Regions from separate parts of the Homo sapiens genome. Here region 1 is linked to region 2. The links are chromatin loops, found by intact Hi-C in ENCODE. Cell type or tissue: GM12878. All regions are shown on one strand. Links, peaks and the distances in the headings refer to the core of each region. The heading gives the core; the rest is flanking DNA.

The links. A loop is a pair of places that touch in the nucleus more often than their neighbours do. Peaks named below come from ENCODE experiments on the same cell type or tissue, not always from the same donor. Only the 100,000 strongest peaks of a DNase experiment are listed, where the experiment ranks them.
Region 1: a loop joins it to region 2, with 3 times the contacts of the local background. A loop is called at or near these places in 7 of 110 quality-filtered maps.

The regions. Positions count from the first base shown.
Region 1 is chr5:172,270,017-172,280,666 of GRCh38, reverse strand. All of the region lies in intron 1 of UBTD2 (ubiquitin domain containing 2), which reads left to right. Among named protein-coding and RNA genes, the nearest start is that of UBTD2, 8.4 kb to the left of the region's middle. In GM12878, for the core only: no CTCF peak of the experiment used is centred there; a DNase peak (open chromatin) is centred at 5,356; H3K4me3 peaks cover 794 bases; H3K27ac peaks cover 1,750 bases.
Region 2 is chr5:172,218,388-172,229,037 of GRCh38, reverse strand. The region is part of intron 2 of UBTD2 (ubiquitin domain containing 2); the gene reads left to right. Among named protein-coding and RNA genes, the nearest start is that of EFCAB9, 30 kb to the right of the region's middle. RefSeq lists enhancers at 4,540-4,589, 5,170-5,219. In GM12878, for the core only: no CTCF peak of the experiment used is centred there; DNase peaks (open chromatin) are centred at 3,997 and 4,957; H3K4me3 peaks cover 592 bases; H3K27ac peaks cover 2,908 bases.

The DNA of each region.
Region 1 (10,650 bases), core at 2,757-7,756, 51 kb before region 2:
TTATATTTTGTTATTGAGATAGTATCTTGCTCTGTCACCCAGGCTGAAGTACTGTGGCATGATCATAGATTACTGCAGCCTTGAACTCTTGGGCTCAGGCAGTCCTCTGGCCTCAGCCACATGAGTAGTTAGGCTGGTTTTTTTTTTTTTTTTTTTTGAGATGGAGTCTTGCTCTGTCGCCCAGGCTGCGGTACAGTGGCACGATCTCTGCTCACTGCAGCCTCTGCCTCCCAGGTTCAAGAGATTCTCCTACCTTAGCCTCCAGAGTAGCTGGGATTACGGGTGCCCACCACCATGCCCAGCTAATTTGTTGGTATTTTTAGTAGAGACGGGGTTTCACCAGGTTGGCCTGGCTGGTCTTGAACTCCTGACCTTTAAGTAATCCGCCCACCTGTGCTTCCCAAAGTGTTGGGATTACAGGTGTGAGCGACTGTGCCCAGCCTTTTTTTTTTAATGCCTACTTTTAATCAAGACAGGTATGTCATAGAAGTTATGTAAGATTATTTAACAGTTCTAAGCTTCCATGCTCCTAGAATTTCCCATTGTTTTGACTTTTTTTTTTTTGAGACGTCGTTTCACTCTTGTTGCCCAGGCTGGAATGCAATGGCACGATCTCAGCTCACTGCAAACTCCGCCCTCCCGGGTTCAAGCAGTTCTCCTGCCTCAGCCTCCCAAGTAGCTGGCATTACCGGCGTGCGCCACCGTGCCTGGCTAATTTCATATTTTTAGTGGAGATGGGGTTTCACCGTGTTGGTCAGGCTGGTCTTGAACTCCTGACTTCACGTGAGCCACCTCGCCCAGCCTGTTTTGACATTTTCAGACATTCTGTATGGTTCTCCGCCGTACTAGAATGACATTGTGATGCTGGAGTTGGCATTTAGGACCTCTAGACAAGCCTTTAGCCATGACATTTGCTAAGGAATTAAATCCTTTATGATTTTTTGAAATAAATATGTGGGCAGAAAATCCAATAAAATTGTATTAATTGAAGACAACCAACAACCTTTTCTTTCTTCACCTCTTTAATGAAAGTATAGTGATGTACAAAGTAACTTCTCACTTTCTGAGTGTGTCATTTATTTTGTGCATTCAGTGATATCCTAAGAGAACTGACCGTGGTGGTCACAAGTTTCCAGGTTTACAGAGAATAACTGAATGCTGGACATTCATTCCTTTAGTCTCTATTCCAGAATGTCTTGAGAACATCATGGAGTTCTTTCAGATACCCATTTATAGCAGCCTTACAGACACCTACTCAGTGAGTAACAATGGTTTTTGAATAGCATCTACCATTTATCCAGTATTTATTATGTAACAGGTCCTAACAACCTTATGAGGTGGATAGTATCTCTGTTTCATAGATAAAGATTGAAGCCAAGAGCAGTTATTACGTTAGTGCAAAAATAGTTTTGTTCTTTGCCATTACTTTTAATTGCAAAAACCGCAATTACTTTTGCACCAACCTTTAATAACTTGCTCATCATCACATAGCTTATAACTGGCAGTCAGAGCTTAAACCCAGGGCTGCTATAAAGAATGCTAGTTTTCTGTTTTTCCGTAGTTTACTTTTTTTAAATTGTGACAAAATTGGCCAGGCCCAGTGGCTTACGCCTGCATTCGCACCACATTGGGAGGCCAAGACAGGTAGAGCACTTGAGGTCAGGAGTTCAAGACCAGCCTGGCCAACATGGAGAAACCCCATCTCTACTGAAAATACAAAAATTAGCCGGGTGTGGTGGTGGCGAGTGCCTGTAATCCCAGCTATTCAGGAGGCTGAGGCAGGAGAATCGCTTGAACATGGGAGGCAGAGGTTGCAGTGAGCCAGGATCACGCCATTGCACTCCAGCCTGGGTGACAGAGTGAGACTCGGTCTCAAAATAAATAAATAAAAATAAAATTGTGGCAAAACATATAACAATTACCGTCTCAACCATTTTTAAATGTGTAATTCAGTGGCATTGATTATATTCACAACGTTGTGTGGTCCTATATGTAGAATCATAAAATATTTGCCCTTTTGTTTGTGGTTTATTTACTTACCATAAAGTCTCCCGTGTTCATCCTGTTGTAGCATGTATTTGTACTCTATCCTTTTTATGGCTAAATAATATTCCATTGTATGTATATACCGCTTTTTTTTTTTTTTCCCCTGAGGCAGAGTCTCACTCTGCCTAGGCTGGAATGCAATGGTGTGATCTCAGCTCGCTGCAACCTCTACCTCCCAGGTTCAAGCGATTCTCCTGTCTCAGCCCTCCGAGTAGCTGGGATTATAGGTACGCACCACCACGCCTGGCTAATTTTTTGTATTTTTAGTAGAGACGGGGTTTCACCATGTTGGCCAGGCTGGTCTCCAACTCCTGCCCATGTATATACCACTTTTTTTTTTATCCATTCATCTGTTGGACATTTGGGCTGCTTCCAGATTTTGGTGTGAATGATGCAGCTCTGAACTTTGGTGTACAAGTGTCTGTTTTCAATCTCTGTTTCCAGTTCTTTCAGCTGGATAGGAGTGGAATTAATGGGTCATATGGTAATTCTGTGTTTACCTTTTTGAGAAACTACCAGATTATTTTCTACCACTTATTCTTACCAGCAGTGTATGATGGTTCCAGTTTCTCTCTTTTCACCATCACTTGTTATATTCCATTTTTTAAATTACAGCAATTCTGAAGTAGTATCTCTTAGTTTGATTTGCATTTTCCTGATGAGTAGTGGTGTTGAGCACCTGTTTTCATGTCCATTTATATATCTTCCCTGGAGAAATATTTATGCCCTTTGCTCATTTTTTGAGTTATTTGGCTTTTTTTTTTTTTTTGAGTGGTAAGAGTTTTATATATTCTGGATATTGAACCCTTATCAAATATATGATATGCAGATATTTTCCCCCATTCTGTGAGTTGTCTTTTCATTCTCTCGATGGTGTCCTTTCATGTACAAAGTTGTTGTTGTTGTTGTTGTTTTTTAATAGAGTCTCGCTCTGTTACCCATGATGGAGTGCAATGGCGTAATCATGGCCTACTGCAGCCTCTACCTCCGGGGCTTAGCCAATCTTCCTGGTTCAGCCTCCTGAGTAACTGGGACCACAGGTGTGCACCACCACAGCCAGCTAATTTTTAAATTTTTGTAGAGACGGGGTCTTTCTGTGTTGTTGAGGCTGGTCTCAAACTCCCGGGCTTAAGTGATCCTCCCTCCTTGACCTCCCAAAATGCTGGGATTACAGACGTGAGCCACCGTGCATCACCTAAAGTTTGTAATTTTAATGATGTCCGATTTATCTATTTTTTTCTTCTGTTGCTTGTGCTTCTAGTTTCAGTTTTAAATATAAAGTAACCTTTCACTGATGTATACAGAATAGATCTATAGCCAATAATTTGCAAATCTCACAGCTAACATTTGCTTTCTCAACAAGAAGTGGAAAACTTTTATTTCCTCTGTCTGATCTGATGAAAGGTTATTAGCAGTGAAATGGTTTATAGAAGTTGACAATTCAGTTAACAGGGTAGCTAAAAAAGAAAAAAAGTTGACAAAAGTAATTCATAAATGTACTTCGTCTTCTTTTTGTTCCCTTCTTTTTTTTTTTTTTTTTTTTTTTTTTTTTTGAGACAGAGTCTGCTTTGTCACCCAGGGTGGAGTACAGTGGCATGATCTCGGCTGACTGCAATCTCCGCCTCCCAGGTTGAAGCAATTCTCCTGCCTCAGCCTCCCGAATAGCTGGGATTACACGTGTGCACCTCCACACCGGCTAATTTTTGTATGTTTAGTAGAGACGGGGTTTCACTGTGTTGGCCAGACTGGTGTCGAAATCCTGACCTCAAGTGATCCCCTGCCTCAGACTCCCAAAGTGCTGGAATTACAGTTGTGAGCCACTGTGCCTGGCCATTTTGTTTCCTTTTTTTGTCTTCTTCCTTCCCTCCCTCCCTTCTCTCCCCCTTTCCCTTTCTTCCGTCTTTCCCTCCCTCCCTTTCTTTGTCTCTGCACCCCAATAATGAACCTTACAAATGAAACCATCTGTCCTAAGGAACATAATGCAACTGGCCCACATTACGGGGTCAGAAGGCGTGGGGGACTGATCTTCACCCCAGTTGATTCTCCAGCTCAGTTTGTAAACTGATAGTACATGAGTCACATCCAGTCAACAAACATGCTTTGTTTGGCCTGTATGATGTTTTTAAAAACATACCAGATAGAAGAATGGTTATGAAGTAAAGCTTGGAAGTGGTTGTAAACAATACATGCATGGGGTAATCGTTGGTAAAGTGGCTGCTTTGGCTTGAGCAGTGTGTGTGAGAGAAAATGATGGAGAAACTGGACAGGTATTGCGTAGGATGTTAGTGTGGACTCTTGAAGAGAAGAGCTTATCTGATGAAAAGAATGTACTGACTGCTAAATATCATTCACTAAATATTAGTTGAACCACTATTATGTACTAGTTACTGGGATTACAACAGGGAAAAAAAAATCTCTGCCCTCAAAGGAATTTACAGTCTAGTATTTTGCTGCTCAGAAAGTTTTGTCTCTGGAGCAGCAATATCGGCATCACCTTGGGAGCATGTTAGAAATTCAGAGCCTTAGACCTACAGAATCTGCATTTTCACAAGATTCTCAAGTGATTTCCTATGTACATTAATGTTTGAGAAGCATTGGTATAGGATTGCCTAAAGTGGGAAGAGACTAGGATGAGGAACCCATGAGGGAAAAAAATGGAATGAGTTGGTGATTTATTGGATGTAGGGGTACAGAAGAGAAAAGGAGAAGTAAAATAATACCATGTTTATGAACCCGAGTGACCAGGAATATTGAGGTAGCTTGGCAGGTTTTGTGGAATAAGAAAGATATCTGGGAAAAGCCCTGGTTTAGCATTCAGTATATGTTAAGGTGTAGGTGACAGAAGAATGTCTAAGTGGAGTCACCATGTAGTGTGGTACGGAAATTTAGATAGGGAACTCCTAGATGCTTAGGGCTATGATTGTGGATTTTGGGATCAGCTGGGGTGAGTTGACTGAAGGTGTAAAAGTGAGTGACTGCTAATAAGTAAGTGAAAGAGGAGGAAAATACTAAGAATTGAGTCATGAGAGTTTCATAAAGGGTGAAGCAATAAGAAAATCACCTCTAATCAGGCCTGACACATAGTAAGTAGGTACTTAGTATACTGAATTTTGTTGAATTGGGAAAGAGGGAAGCAGGTCTCTGCTTGTGAAACTAATCTGGTTGTATTTAGAACGGATCATTCTTGTAATTTCAGAAAATAATTTGGTTCAGTAACTTGGTTCTAGCTGTGGTGTGATACCGTTTGGCTGTGTTCCCACCCAAATCTCATCCTGAATTGTAGTTTTCATAATCTCCACGTGTCATGGGAGATACCCAGTGGGAGGTAATTGAATCATGGGGGCGGTTACCTCCATGCTGTTCTTGTGATAGTGAGTGAGTTCTCACAAGATTTGTGGTTTTATCAGGGGCTTTCCCCGCTTTTGCTCGGCACTTCTTCCTCCTGCCATGTGAACAAGGACGTGTTTGTTGCCCCTTCCACCGTGATTGTAAGTTTCCTGAGGCCTCCCCAGCCCTGCGGAACTGTGAGTCAATTAGACTTCTTTCCTTTATAAATTACCTAGTCTCAGGCAGTTCTTTGTTTTTGAGACGGAGTCTCGCTCTGTTGCACAGGCTGGAGTGCAGTGGCGCAATCTTGGCTCACGGCAAACTCCACCTGCTGGGTTCATGCCATTCTCCTGCCTCATCCTCCCAAGTAGCTGGGACTACAGGCGCCCGCCACCATGCCTGGCTAATTTTTTGTATTTTTAGTAGAGTTGGGGTTTCACCGTGTTAGGATGGTCTCAATCTCCTGACCTCATGATCCGCCCACCTCGGCCACCCAAAGTGCTGGGATTACAGGCATGAGCCACCGCGCCTGGCCTCAGGCAGTTCTTTATAGTAGCATGAGAACGGACTAATACATAGTGTTTGCAAAAATTCTAGCTGTAGTTTGTTACTCATATCCTAAAACAAGGTAGACTTCTTAGGTATACAATTCCAGAATATACCAGTAGCCCTTTTGAGGTTGGTGTGGTTCAGGACAAACACATTCTCTGTAAGACTTTCTTCACCAAGAATGTCCAGTGTACTTCTTTCTTATGTATTTTCAGTGTCCATTATGTTCTACACATCATCTAACTGGTTTATTGAATTTTCTTATGCTTCTATTCTTTGGTTTGTGCCAATAGTAAAGAGTAAAACAGCCAGGTGCAGTGGCTCACACCTGTAATCCCAGCACTTTGGGAGGCTGAGGCGGGCGGATCATGAGGTCAGGAGATCAAGACCATCCTGGCCAACATGGTGAAAGCCTGTCTCTGCTAAAAATACAAAAATTAGCTGGGCATGGTGGCACGTGCCTGTAGTCCTAGCTACTTGGGAGGCTGAGGCAGGAGAATCGCTTGAACCCGGGAGGTGGAGGTTGCAGTGAGCCGAGATTGTGCCACTGCACTCCAAGCCTGGCGACACAGCGAGGCTCCGTCTCAAAAAAAAAAAAAAAAAAAAAAAGTAAAGCAAAATTGAGCATGAGGAGGACTGAAGATTTAGTCTCCTTGTATCCCTAGTGTGACAGTGGAGGTGAAAATCCTTCATATTTTCTGGGTCGGTGAGCTCTGGGGCTTTATGAGAGAGGTGCCTAAAATTTCATACCACTTTGGCAAGAGACTTTTAGGACATTTACATGATACAAAGCAGAAGGCAGCAAATTTTACTAGGAGGAGTGGAGTTGTAGGGAGGGGACCAAAAAGAAAATGGGCAGCAAGAAGATATAGGTTGAAAATACAGTGGTACTCTGGGTTGGCAGGTATGAGAACCTAATATATAGGTCAAGGAAGCTACAGTCGGAAAATATTAGACATGAGGAGAGCTGAATCCTCTTTGGGAAAAGTTTTAGCACTAGAGTTTACATTAAAAATTGACATAGGCCATTGTAGCTGCTTCCTGATCATCTACCTTCCGTTGGGCTAGTCCCACTCCATTTTCAATTTTCTATCAATAAAGGATTGGAATTTATGTTGGAAAGCCTTTTTTTTTTTTTTTTTTTTTTTTTTTTTGAGACGGAGTCTCACTCTGTCGCCCAGGCTGGAGCGCAGTGGTACAATCTCGGCTCACTGCAACCTCTGCCTCCCAGGTTCAAGCGATTCTCCTGCCTCAGCCTCTGAAATAGCCGGGATTACAGGCGTGTGCCACCACACCTGGCTAATTTTTGTATTTTTAGTAGAGATGAGGTTTCACCACGTTGGCCAGGCTGGTTTTGAACTCCTAACCTCAGGTGATCCACCCGCCTTGGCTTCCCAAAGTGCTGGGATTACAGGTGTGAGCCACCATGCCCAGCCAGAAGGCATTTTTAAAAAGAATCTTGCAGTGGGCATTATTTGAGGATGTTTTCATCTCCAATTTAAATTTATTTAGGAATCAGTTATTAGTGCTGCATTTTATGGACAGAAGCTTTAATCCATTAGACATGATAGCAATTTTTACTCTTCTAACTTTTGATAGCCCTAGTCTATAATGCCTCTTCTTTGGACAGATTTTTATTTTTATTTTTATTTTTTTTTTTGAGACGGAGAGACGGAGGCTTGCTGTCTCGCCCAGGCTGGAGTGCAGTGGCACGATCTTGGCTCACTGCAACCTCTGTCTCCTGGGTTCAAGCGATTTTCCTGCCTCAGCCTCCCGAGTAGCTGGGACTACAGGTGTGCGACTACGCCCAGCTAATTTTTGTATTTTTAGTAGAGATGGGGTTTCACCATGTTGGTCAGGATGGTCTCAATCTCTTGACCTTGTGGTCCGCCTGCCTCGGCCTCCCAAAGTGCTGGGATTACAGGCGTGAGCGACCGCACCTGGCCTCTTTGGACAGATTTTAATAGATGGGTTTTATTTTTAAATCTGGCTGATTTTATTACTGTATATGCAAAGCTTTGGCAGTACCTTCTTAGTACTACTTTACCCAGGTGAGTCCTCTAATGAGAATGTTAAATCACTAGTAACAAAATTTTGCCTTTACATTGATGAATTAATTATCTCTTGTGGCTTTTGACTAAAACACATTCTTATCTTGTTGCAGGAATACATTAGGTTTATTTAGTTTAAGCAACATAATCAAATTAACCGGACATGATCAATTTGCTGATTTAATGACTCTCATTTTTTCCTTACTGCAGACCACCTGAGTGGTTATCTTCATTTGGGGGGCCACTGCACCTGCTTCTCCCCATGCCCCTCATCCCTCGCATCTTTCCGCTTCTGCTTTTCTGGCAGTACTAGGCTGCCAGCAAGCTTTTCTTGAGTCACTGGTAGTTCAAGGACCATAGGCTGAGACTTTACTAATGCATATGTACTTAAAGATGCATTTGTGTTGGCCAAGAACAATCAGCATGTATTTGTCTTGCATCAGCTACTTTGACATGCCGTCAGCAAGAATCAAGTTTGGTTTTTAATATATCCGTATATTGAGCTGAGCGGTTAAATACTGCTGAGTGTACATTGGGTGTTGTGATGCCTATTTTTGCATGTTTGCAGTGAAACTTAGAAGTTTCCATTATTGCTCTGTTTTCTGAAGTGGAATTTCTGTTGAAGTTAGACATCTAAGAAAAATGAAATATTTACATGTGAAAATCATTCTAAATGAATTTTATTTGAGTGTGAGGTCATAATTATATTTACATTTGCTCAAAGCTTGACTAAGTAATGAATTAGTGACTTGGGCTTTTCTCATTGAGTTCTTATCCTCACAGTAAAACCTTTAAGTTTTTTTTGCATTTATTGTAGTGGGCTTTTAGGTATAAGCAAGGTGAGACTATTTCTTTGCATTGGTTCAGATCATTTCCATGCTTGTGGGCTATGTGACAGTACCAAAGGAGTGGAGTAACAAATAGTTCAGTTCATTTAATTATGAATCTGCCTTCAACTTAGGGCAACTACTTTATTTCTTGAGTTAAGATGCTTCTTCCTGAAACTTTAAAAAATAGCCTCCATTATTCCAACTCCCAGCACTTGACGCTAGCTGTAATTAGAGATGTAAATAAGGCCTGCTGTATATTAAGTACCTTATGGCCTACTGGAGGAATCATACATTTAAGTAGAACTTAGGTAAAATTTAAAAAGTCTCTAGAGCAATGAATATTATGTAAGTTCAAGGAGGAGTGGGGGGCAGGGTCAGAAAGCATCACTGAAACAGTGATACAAGAAGTTGGTCTTTTTTTTTTTTTTTTCTTTTGAGGTGGAGTCTAGCTCTGTCACCCAGGCTGGAGTGCAGTGGTGCGATCTCGGCTCACGGCAAGATCTGCCTCCTGGGGTCACGCCATTCTCCTGCCTCAGCCTCCTGAGTAGCTGGGACTACAAGCGCCTGCCACCACGCCTGGCTAATTTTTTTATTTTTAGTAGAGACGGGGTTTCACTGTGTTAGCCAGGATGGTCTTGATCTCCTGACCTCGTGATCCACCAGCCTCGGCCTCCAAAAATGCTGGGATTATAGGTGTGAGCCACTGCGCCCAGCCCAAGAAGTTGGTCTTAAAAGAGGATTAGATGAAGAAAAGGCAGAGAAGGGCATCATTCTGTATGTAGAGGAAATTACTTGTACAGAGATACGAAAAAACATAGCATTTAGGGGGATTGCTAAGAAGCTTGTAGAGGAGATAGGTGAAATGTGAAGTTATTAAGATATGTTATTAGATTTGGGAAGACAGGATTGCCATAAGTAGACCAAGTTGTGAGACTATATTATAGGTGATATTAGTGAAGTGGTTTAAAATTTTTGTTTTTTGTGCTTCTAACAGACTAATTCCCATGTAATGCTGCATTTTGCAAGGTTATTTTATATAAAATTCTAATGTAGTAGGTTATTATAGTCTAACAGAGTTTTATTCTGTTACAATTTTAATGCTACAGGTTGGACATCCCTAATCCAAAATTAGAGGATTTCAGGTTTTCAGATTAGGGATACTCAGTATGTGTGCTGCAAGTATTCAAATCTGAAAAACTCTAAAATTCTAGGCTGGGTGCTGTGGCTCACACCTGTAATCCCAGCACTTTGGGAGGCTGAGGTAGGCAGATCACGAGGTCAGGAGATTGAGACCATCCCAGCCAACATTGAAACCCCGTCTTTTACTAAAATACAAAAAAATTAGCCTGGCGTGGTGGTGGGCGCCTGTAGTCCCAGCTACTCGGGAGGCTGAGGCGGGGGAATTGCTTGAACCCGGGAGGCAGAGGTTGAAGAGCCGAGATCGCACCATTGCACTCCGGCCTGGGCAACAAGAGCGAAACTCCACCTCAAAAAAAAAAAAAAAAAAAAAAAATTCTAAAATTCTAAATACTTCTAGTTTCAGAACTTTTGAATAAGAGCTACTCAGTCTGTATTATCACAGATTAAGCATAAGAAATGTATTTAAATTAAAAATTAGGCAGGCCAGGTGGTAGCTGTGCCTGTAGTCCCAGCTACTGGTGAGACTGAGATGGGAGGATCTGTTTGAGCCCATGAGTTCAAGGCTGCAGTGAGCCGTGATTGTGCCACTGCACTCCAGCCTTGGTGACAGAGCAAGACTCTGACTCTTGTTTTTTTGTTTTTAAATTGAGACAGAGTCTTGCTCTGTCGCCCAGGCTGGAGTGCAATGGCGTGATCTCGGCTCACTG
Region 2 (10,650 bases), core at 2,000-6,999:
TAAGGGGTATGGGAGGTAGAAAAAGTTAATTCTTAAAAGGCTTAACTTTTTTTATTTCTCTTTTCACAGAGTTTGTTATATGGGTGGGAAAGGAGTTCCCCAGAATGTTTTTTTCTTTATCTCAAAATATATTAAATGTGCATTATGTATAATAAAATTTAATTTTTAAAAAAACAAAGGCACTTACAAATAGTATAAAGAGCATGTTATGTGTAAGGAACCAACGTATGAAAAGAACACTGGACTGAGAATCAGCAATAAAATACTCAAAACTCATGTTGTTTTTATTTATTTGTTTATTTTATGTTTTTTTTTTGGAGACGGAGTCTAGCTCTGTCACCCAGGCTGGAGTGCAGTGGTGCGATCTTAGCTCACTGCAACCTCCACCTCCTGGGTTCAAGCAATTCTTGTGCCTCAGCCTCCCGAGTAGCTGAGATTACAGGCGTGCAGCACCACGCCCATCTAATTTTTGTATTTTTAGTAGAGACCGGGTTTCACCATGTTGGCCAGGGTGGTCTCAATCTCCTGACCTCAAGTAATCCACCCGCCTCGGCCTCCCAAAGTGCTGGGATTACAAGCATGAGCCACTGTGCCCACCCTCATGTTTTGAATTAACATTTAATTCTTATGCCTGTAATAATCACCTACAACAGTCCCCACTTTGCACAGATCAGAAAACTGAAGCACAGAGAGGTTGCATCATTCTTCCAAAGTATAAGTCTTGAAATTGGGATTTGAACTCAAGTCTTGGATCTAACAGTAACTAATGCAACTCAATGCCCTGGACAAGTCATTTCATCTCCCTGTTCTGTAAAGTGATTGCACAAGTAATCTTCAGTGTTTAGTCTATGTCTAATGTTTTAGTTCTCTTGCACACTATATAGAATACTTCAAAATAGTAAATTGTTAAAGAGAAAAAAGCAGATTCTCTTAAGACATAGACAGGAAATGCATGTGTGTAAGTCTTGTTTCTATTTTCCTTAGGTGTTTCAGAGGCCCATTAAGAAGCAGGCCATGAATTTTGGTGTGGACTTTAAAGGTTCCTATAAGAATTTTTCAGGCCGGGCACAGTGGCTCATGCCTGTAATCACAGCACTTTGGGAGGCCGAGGTGGGTGGATCACAAGGTCAGGAGTTAGAGACCAGCCTAGCCAACATGGCGAAACCCCGTCTCTACTAAAAATACAAAAATTAGCCGGGCATGGTGGCGGGTGCCTGTAATCCCAGCTACTCGGGAGGCTGAGGCAGGAGAATTGCTTGAACCCAGGAGGCATAGGTTGTACTCCAGCCTGGACGACAAGAGCAAGACTCTGTCTCAAAAAAAAAAAAAAAAAAAAAAAAAAGAATTTTTCATTTGGCCAGGCATGGTGGCTCACGCCTATAATCCCAGCACTTTGGGAGGCCAAGGCAGGCAGATCATGAGGTCAGGAGATCGAGACCATCCTGGCTAACGTGGTAAAACCCCATCTTTAATAAAAATACAAAAAAAAAAAATTTGTCATTTAACAAAGTTGATAAGTTAATTCATAAACATAAAGCTTAGGAATGAAGGCATGAAGATATATTTACACAGGAGATGGGATTTTTGCTGGACTGTTGTAGGGTTTAGAAATGAAACAGGGCCTTAATGAAGGATCTGATGACTGATTAACCATAAAATAAATGTTATATCATTTTTCTCTCTCTATCCTCAAACAAAAATAGTTCAGGGTTATAAATTGTAAATGTATTCCAGTTTATCTATTCCTCTGCTGTTGTCAACCTTTTCCTTCAATTAGAGCAATAAAGGCCTGCAAACAGCTGAGGTGAGAGGTTGTCCCTGAGTCAGAAGGCTTGTCTCTGAAAAAGACCTCCTTTTTATGCCATTCTGGGTAGTGGAGGTAGAGGAACACAGGGTTTCTACATGGTCCCAGGGAGTATGTTATACCAACTTCTACTTCTGTAAAGCCAGATCAGCTTTACACAGACCACTGTGTTCAGGTGCTTCTAGTCTGCTCCGTTATCCCTTTTAGAGCACTGAAAATTAAAGATCAGTGTCCCCCTTAAAACTGTGGTGCAGTGTTACACAAGCTCTTAATCATGATTTGCCTATCATATGACATCAACAATACGTATACAGGTTAAGCCACTTTTCACTTATGTTTACTAAAAGAGATGATAGACTTAGTTTTTCTGAATGCCACAGTCTTGATGGCTGATTTGGTAGTTTGAGATAGCTAGACCTTCTGCTTCTAAAGCCTGATTGCCAAATATAAACTTGATATATATAATTCCTAGCAAAGTGTTTGCATGAGAGAACCTGTAATTTGTTAGCATCTCTACAATCCTGAAAAACTGCACCTAATATCTGGATGGAAGATAATTTTGATGGCCCTTTGGACATTAGCGTGATTCAGGTTTGTGGAAATCACCATGAAATATGAAGCCATGGACTCAAATTTTATGAAACCTTGATCCTTTGTGACATTGCTGTTGGTGAGTGTTGCCCTGTAAGTCTGATTGTGAGATTTAAAACTTGAGAGAAGACAGCCAACATTATTGTGTGTTTTCTATGGATTTGTTATATGTACTAGGCAATTTTTCACGTGCTTATTATTTAATCTTTACAACAACCTCATAAGGGAGGTACTATAATTCTTGAGGAAACAGACTCACCATATCCAAAATCAGGGTCTAATTCAAATGGGGTATGACTGACTCCAAAGCCATGGTTCCTTCTGTCACATCTCACTGCTTCTCCTGGAGTCTTATGTCCCTCTATCAGGCTTGAGTATACTGCCTGAACGTTCACCCCACTGTTTCATTCCTTTGCATTCATTCTGTCATTTAAGTGTTCTCATTCTTTCTAGCAATTTCCAACTCAAATGTTAAGGCTTTCCTTTGCCATAGCAGGGCATGGTTGTCAAGAAGTAGAAGAGTTCATAATACAAAAATTTGCCAGGGTTGGTGGCAGGCGCCTGTGGTCCCAGCTACTTTGGGAGGCTAAGGCAGGAAAATTGCTTGAGCCCAGGAGGCAGAGGTTGCAGTGAGCTGAGATTGTGCCACTCTCCTCCAGCATGGGCAACAGAGCAAGATTCCATCTCAAAAAAAAAAAAAAAAAAAAAAGAGTTTAAGCCTTCTGACTCAGAAAAGAGAAGTCAGGAGCAAAGACATTTATTCCTACAGGCTTTGGAAGAGGCTCATAGTGCTACAAAAACCTTGGAGTTCTAGAACATTGCCCCTTTCTTTCATTTTGGGAGGATGGTTTTCTGTACCAGATTGCCAATGTGATCTAAATATTAAGTTTGTCAACTTTATTAAGTACACTAAACAGCATGTTTAAAGTGGACAATTTGATCAGCTTTGACATGTATGTAAAACTCCCCACAGTCAAGATAACAAACATTTCCACACCCTTGCCAACACTGATTTTTAACTTTTACAAACCTGTTCATGTAGTGATGCAAGTCTCACGTGGTAAAAATTTTTAACACTGAGCTGCAGTCTTAAGGGAGTGAGAGCACAGAGGGATAAACAGTGAGGCCTTTAAATGCTGAAAAATACATCTTTCTTTCTAACCTGAAAGAGTGCTTGAAAAACAGTATAAAGCATTAGTCCTAATGACATTTAGTAAAGGTATTATTTGTCAGCTAATTTAGTTTTATCGTTCTTATTTTCTAGTGGAATATTTTGAGGCATAATTTAAAATAATCATAGAAGAAAACAGTTGACCAAGGAAAACAGAAACATCTGAGCCAATCATCTAGATAAAAGATAAATAGAAACAACTTCAGAAAATTATGTATGAAATCAGAACAGAAGGTGGAGACTTGGCAGCTTTCTTCCTACCATGAGGAGCTTTCAGGGCTTCCTGGCCTGGGGAAATGATGCCCTGGCACTTATTTAGCCTGGTGGCCATCTGTCTCTGCTAGGACATGAAGCCAACAATAGGTTTGTGAGAAGAAAAAAAAAAAACCTGTCCTTCCACAGAGGATGTTAGGTGAGCAATCTGAGCAATCCTGGCTAGAACTATGTTAAAACTAGTAATTGCTAAATGAACTGCACCCTTGGTGGCCAGTGGGTGGTAATTAAAACGTTTTGTAAAATTTTTTGTAAATTTTGTAAATGTAGCTAAAAGTGATTTTGGAAAAATAGAAAAATCCCTGTATTGTCAACTTTTAGAGTGTTCCTTCCCTTTTGTCTTTAAACATACTGGGTTTCTTTAAGCAAACCTCTCTGTATTAGTCTGTTTTCACACTGCTGTAAAGAACTGCCGGAGACTAGGTAATTTACAAAGAAAAGAGGTTTAATTGACTCACAGTTCCACAGGGCTGAGGGGGCCTTAGGAAACTTACAATCATGATGGGGAAGCAAGGCCCCAAAGGGGAAGCAAGGCCTCCACATGGCAGCAGGAGAGAGAAGAGTGAGGAGCAGAGCGGGAAGAGTCCCTTATAAAACCATCAGATCTTGGCCGGGCACAGTGGCTCATGCCTGTAATCCCAGCACTTTGAGAGGCAGAGACAGGCAGGTCACTTGAAGTCAGGAGTTTGAGACTAGCCTGGCCAACATGGGGAAATCCCATCTCTACTAAAAGTACAAAAATTAGCCAGGCATGGTCGTGCATACCTGTAATCTCAGGAGCCTGAGGCTGAGAATTGCTTGAACGTGGGAGGTGGAGGTTTCAGTGAGCTGAGATTGTGCCACCTCACTCCAGCCTGGGCGACAGGGTGAGATTCTGTCTCAAAAAAAAAAAAAAAAAAAGAAATGAAAAACATCAGATCTCATGAGAACTCATTATTATGAGAAGAGCTTGGGGGAAGCCGCCCCTGTGATCCAGTCACCTCCCACCAGGCCTCTCCCTAGGTACGTGGGGTTTATGGGGATTGCAATTCAAGACGAGATTTGGGTGGGAACAGCCAAACCATATCACCATCTATCTTCTGTTGCCTCATTTTTTTCACACACTCCTCTCAAATACTGTAGATGAGACAGTCTCATACCACTGAAACTTCTCTCAGTCACCACCATTTCCTTTGGACCAACTTGGGCTCATCTTCCATTTCCTTCTTTAAGCTGTCGTAGGCATCATCAGCAAATATGTTGTTGGGCTCCACTGGGCACTGTTGGTTTCTTGCTCCTTGTGATTCATTTCTCAACTTTTTATCCCTTGTATTTGTCCTCTGTCTTTTGTTCTCTTCCAAGTACATTTTCTCCTTCTCATTAACTAATCTGAGAACCAATCCCTGTACCTCCTATACATTATACACTTGGCCACTTACTAGTTCTGTGACCCTGGACAAAAGTTACTTTTTTCTACTTCATTTTTTCCATCTGTAAAATGGGTATAATAGACTTAGCTTATAATGCTTTTGTAAGGATTAAATGTTAATGTATGTAAAGTGCTTAGACAGGGTTAGCAGTGGTAAACACTCCTAAGTGTGCTTTTTTTTTTTTTTTTTTTTTTTTTTTTTTTGACTCCGTCGCCCAGGCTGGAGTGCAGTGGCGTGATCTTGGCTCACTGCAACCTCTGCCTCCCGGGTTCAAGCAATTCTCCTCCATCAGCCTCCTGAGTAGCTGGGATTACAGGAGCGTGCCACCACACCTGGCTAATTTTTGTATTTTTAGTAGAGACAGGATTTCACCATGTTAGGCTGGTCTCGAACTCCTGACCTCGTGATCTGCCCACCTCAGCCTCCCAAAGTGCTGGGATTACAGTCATGAGCCACCATGCCTGGCCAAGTGTTTGCTTTTTTATATTAAATCTTATATGTTGGAAATTATTGCTCTCCAAACTTATTTTACCCTGACTTTTCCCAATCTGCTTTAGTTACTTGTAGATAATTCAGCTGAAGCATCTCATGGAACCTGGAACAATTAAAAGCTAAGCAAAGAATCTTGTAACCCTAAATTATCTATTTTTTTCTGTCATTCTAGTTTCCAGTTACATGATTCTTTCCTTTTGGTTTTCCATCAAATCTAACCCATCATTTGGTTCTGCCAGTTGTCTTTGAATTTCTCAGTTCGATTTTTTTCCATTTCTGTAGTCAGGCAGTCATGATTCCAATCAATCTTTCTTTCTTCAGGTAGATGATAAAACAGTCAGCAGGCTTTGTCTTGTTCACCAGCACAACCTTAGCACCTAGAATATCCAGTAGCATAAAAAAGGCAGTGAATGTTGAACGTTTAATTTACCTGTTTTAGCCACCTCTGGTAATTTCCTGTAGTATTAAGCCTAAACTCCTGAATCTTACTATCAGATTTCACTATTACTGCCTATTTATTAATTTTACATCATTGAATCTGTATTCTACTTCAACAAGATCCCATGGTATTCTCTATTTACCTTGTAATTATTCTTATTTCCGTATCATTTCTATTTCTTGGGATTCCCTTCGTTGCTATTCTGTGTCTTTAAAGTCATGCCCAGAACACACCATTTCTACAGAATTCCTCCATGTTGGCTCTACCAACTCTAGTCACTTTTCTGTTCTGCGATGTCTCAGCACGTGTGTTTGATTTTCATTGTATCCATTTGTACTAAAATCTGTGATGGGTATGCTGTATCTGCTCATGAATATATACTCCTGGAGATCAGGGACAGTCTTGGTTCTCTTATAACCTTCTTTCCTCAGTGCCAGTGACATGCCCTACTCACTTCAAGATGATCAGTAAATGTCTATGCAGTGACTCTAGAATGTAAGAATTGTTTCCTATTGATCCTTGTTAGGTCCTAAAGAGGTTGTGTGGTAGAAACCACTACTATCAGTGCAGCTTTGTCTTTAGTAGAGATTTGGGGCCATTAAATAGTGGAGGATTGGGATTATGTTGTTCAAGAGTCTAGGCCACAAAGGGGCCAGTCTGCTCTGAATAGGTAATTCTGCAGTAATAGTCAGTTATGGACTACAATGTAAAATATTACTTTTATTGATATTTTGTGATCCCAGATATTTAATTCAGGAAGAGCGTAACCCATAAACCTATAGACTTAAAATGAAATCAAATAGTATTTGAGTAAATGATATGGATTTTTCCCTTATTTATTTTAGAGTGGTTTTAAGTTCACAGCAAAATTAAGTGGAGGAAACAGGGATTTCCCATATACCCCCTGCTCCCACACATGCATAGCCTCCCCCAGTATCAACATTCACCATTAGAGTAGTTCATTTGTTAAAAATAAATGAACCTACATTGAAACATCATTATCACTCAGAAGTCCATAGTTCAGGGTTCACTCTTGGTGTTGTACATTCTGTGGGTTTGGACAACTTTATATTGACATGTATCCATCATTAATAGTATCATACAGAGTAGTTTCACTATCCTAAAAAATCCTCTGTGTTCTACCTATTCATCCCTGCCTCCCTCCTAACCCCATGGCAACCATTGACCTTTTTTATTGTCTTCATAGTTTTGCCTTTTCCAAAGTGTGAAATAGTTGGAATCATATTATATATAGCTTTATCACACTATCTTCTTTCAGTTAACTAATATGCATTTAAGTTTTCGCCATGTGTTTTCATGACTTACTGGCTCACTTATTTATTTTATTATTTATTTATAGATAGGGTCTTACTCTGTCACCCAGGCTGGAGTATGGTGGCCCAGACATAGCTCACTGCAGCCTCAAACTGCTGGGCTCAAGCAGTCCTTCCTCAGTCTTCCAAGTAGGTGGGACTACGGGCAGGCACCACCATGCCTGGCTAATTTTTTATTTCTTTGGTAGAGATGGGGCCTTGCTATGTTACCCAGGCTGGTTTTGAACTGTTAGCCTCAAGCCATCCTCCCACCATAGCCTCCCCAAGCACTGGGATTGCAGGCATGAACCACTGTGCCCAGCCTCCTTCTGGGATTTTGATTGGGATTTGCATCAAATCTATAGACTAAGCTGGGAAGAACTGACATCTTGACAATATTAAGTCTTCCTATCCATGAACATGGACTCTTTCTCTATTTAGTAATTATTTTATCAAGGTTTTTTGTTGTTGTTGTTTCATATCTTATACATACTTCGTTAGACTTATACCTATTTTCTTTTTGAGGTGCTAATGTAAATTGTGTTTTAAATTTCATATTCTACTTGCTCATTGCTGATGTATAGGAGAGCAGTTGACTTTTGTATATTAACTTTGTATCTTGCAACCTTGCTATAATTGCTTATTAGGTCTAGTAGCTTTTATGTTGATTCTTCATATTTTTTACATAGACAGTATGTCATCTGCAAACAAAGGCAGTTTTATTTTCTCCTTTCCAATCTGTATACCTTTTCTTATCTTGCCTTGTTTTATTGCATTAGCTAGGACTTCCAGTACAGTGTTTAAAAGTGGTGATGAGAGGGGACATCCTTGTCTTGTTCCCAAATTAGTAGGAAAGCTTTGAGTTTCTCATCATTAAGTATGTCTTAGCTATAAGGTTTTTTTTTGGTTTTTTTGTTTTTTAAAGGAATTTTGCTCTTGTTGCCCAGGCTCACTCCAATCTTGGCTCACCACAACCTCCACCTCCTGGGTTCAAGTGATTCTCCTGCCTCAACTTCCCGAATAGCTGGGATTACAGGCATGTGCCACCACGCTCGGCTAGTTTTGTATTTTTAGTAGAGATGGAGTTTCTCCATGTTGGTCAGTCTGGTCTTGAACTCCCCACCTCAGGGGATCCACCCGTCTCAGCCTCCCAAAGTGCTGGGATTAGAGGCGTGAGCCACCGTGCCCGGCCAGCTATAGCTTTTTTGTAGATATTCTTTATCAAGTTGAGGAAGTTCCCTTCTATTCCTAGTACAGATAATCAGTGTTGGGTTTTGTTATATGCTTTTTCAGCATCTATTGATATGATCATGTGATTTTTCTTCTTTAGCCTATTGATATTATGGATTATATTAATTGATTTTCAAATGTTGAACCAGTCTTGAATACTTGAGACTAAAGCCTACTTGGTCATGGTGTATAATTATTTATACAGTGTTGAATTTGATTCATTAATATTTTGTTGAGGATTTTTCAGTCTATGTTCATGAGAGATACTGGTCTGTAGTTTGCTTGTAATGTTTGGTTTTGGTATTAGGGTAATGTTGGCCTCATAGAATGAGTTAGGAAGTACAGTGGTACCCCCTTATCCATGGGGAGATATGGTCTTGGAATGTTCCAGAACCCCCAGTGGATGCTTGAAACTGTGGATAGTACTGAACCTAAATGCTGTCAATTGGAACACAATTCTTTTCTTGTCTTCCACCCACAAATGTAATGCCTTTTTCAACTGAACTAATCGCTTGTCACGCACTGTGTTTTAACTATTGGGGTTTGAAGTGCCACGGCAAAACTAGCATGAGTTTTTTTTCCTTCTTTACAACTTCACAAATAAATTTGTTCTTATCTTAGATCTTAGCAACAGCAACATACAGATGTTTTTCTTTATTTATTTGAGAACCTCCACATTTTCATTTTTAAAAAGTACTTTATGGCTTCTTTTGGCATATCTAAATTGCCAGCACCACTACTCTTGTGTTTTAGGGCCATTAAAGCACTGCGATAATGCAACTGTTGATCTGATAACCAAGATGGCTACTAAGTGATTAATGGGCAGGTGGTGTATACAGCATGGATACTCCGGACAAAAGGTTGATTCATGTCCCAGGCCAGATGGAGCAGGATGGCAAGAGATTTTATCATGCTACTCAGAAAGTTAAATAATTTAAAACTTGTGAATTGTGTGATTCTGGATTTTTCCATTTAATATTTTTGGACCACAGTTGACCAAGAGAAATTGAAACTGCAGAAAGCAAAACTGTGAGTAAAGGGAGGAATGCTGTATTCTCTTTTCTGTCTAATGAAAAAGATTGCAGAGAATTGTTATAATTTGTTTCTGAAATGTTTGATAGAATTTACCAGTGAATCCATCTGGAATTGGTTCTTTTCTGTTTTGGAAAGTTATTAATTATTGATTCAATTTCTTTAATAGATGTAGGCCTATTCAGATTGTCTGTTTTGTGTGAGTTTTGGCAGATTGTGTCTTTCAAGGAATGGGTCCATTTTATCTAGGTTTATCAAATGTGTAGGCATAGAGTTGTTCATAATATTCTTTTATTATCCTTTCAACATCTGTGGGATCTGTAGTGATGTCTTCTCTTTCATTTCAGTAATTTGTGTCCTCTTTTTTTCTTGGCTAGCCTGGGTAGAGGCTTACCAATTTTATTGACCTTTTGGTCAATAAAACCTTGTAATCAGCTTTTGGTTTTGTTGAATTTTTTTTATTTTTATTTTTTATTTTTTTTTTTATTTTTTTATTTTTTTTTTTTTTGGTGACAGGGTCTGACTCTTTGCCCAGGCTGGAGTGAGATCACAGCTCACTGCAGCCTCAAACTCCCAGGGACAGGCATCCTCCCACCTCAGCCTCCTGGGTAGCTGGGACTACAGGCATGTACCACCACACCCTGCTAATTTTTGCATTTTTTTGTGCAAAAATTTTTTTGTGCATGTTACCCAGGCTGGTCGCAAACTCCTGGACTCAAGCAATCTACCTGCCTTGGCCTTCCAAAGTGCTGGGATTACAGGCATGGGCCACAGTGCCCAGCCTTGTTGATTTTATTTTTTCATTGATTTTTTCCATTTCATTGATTTCTATTTTAATTTTTTTTCTGCCTACTTTGGATTTAAATTGGTTTTCTTTTTTTAGTTTCCCAACGTGG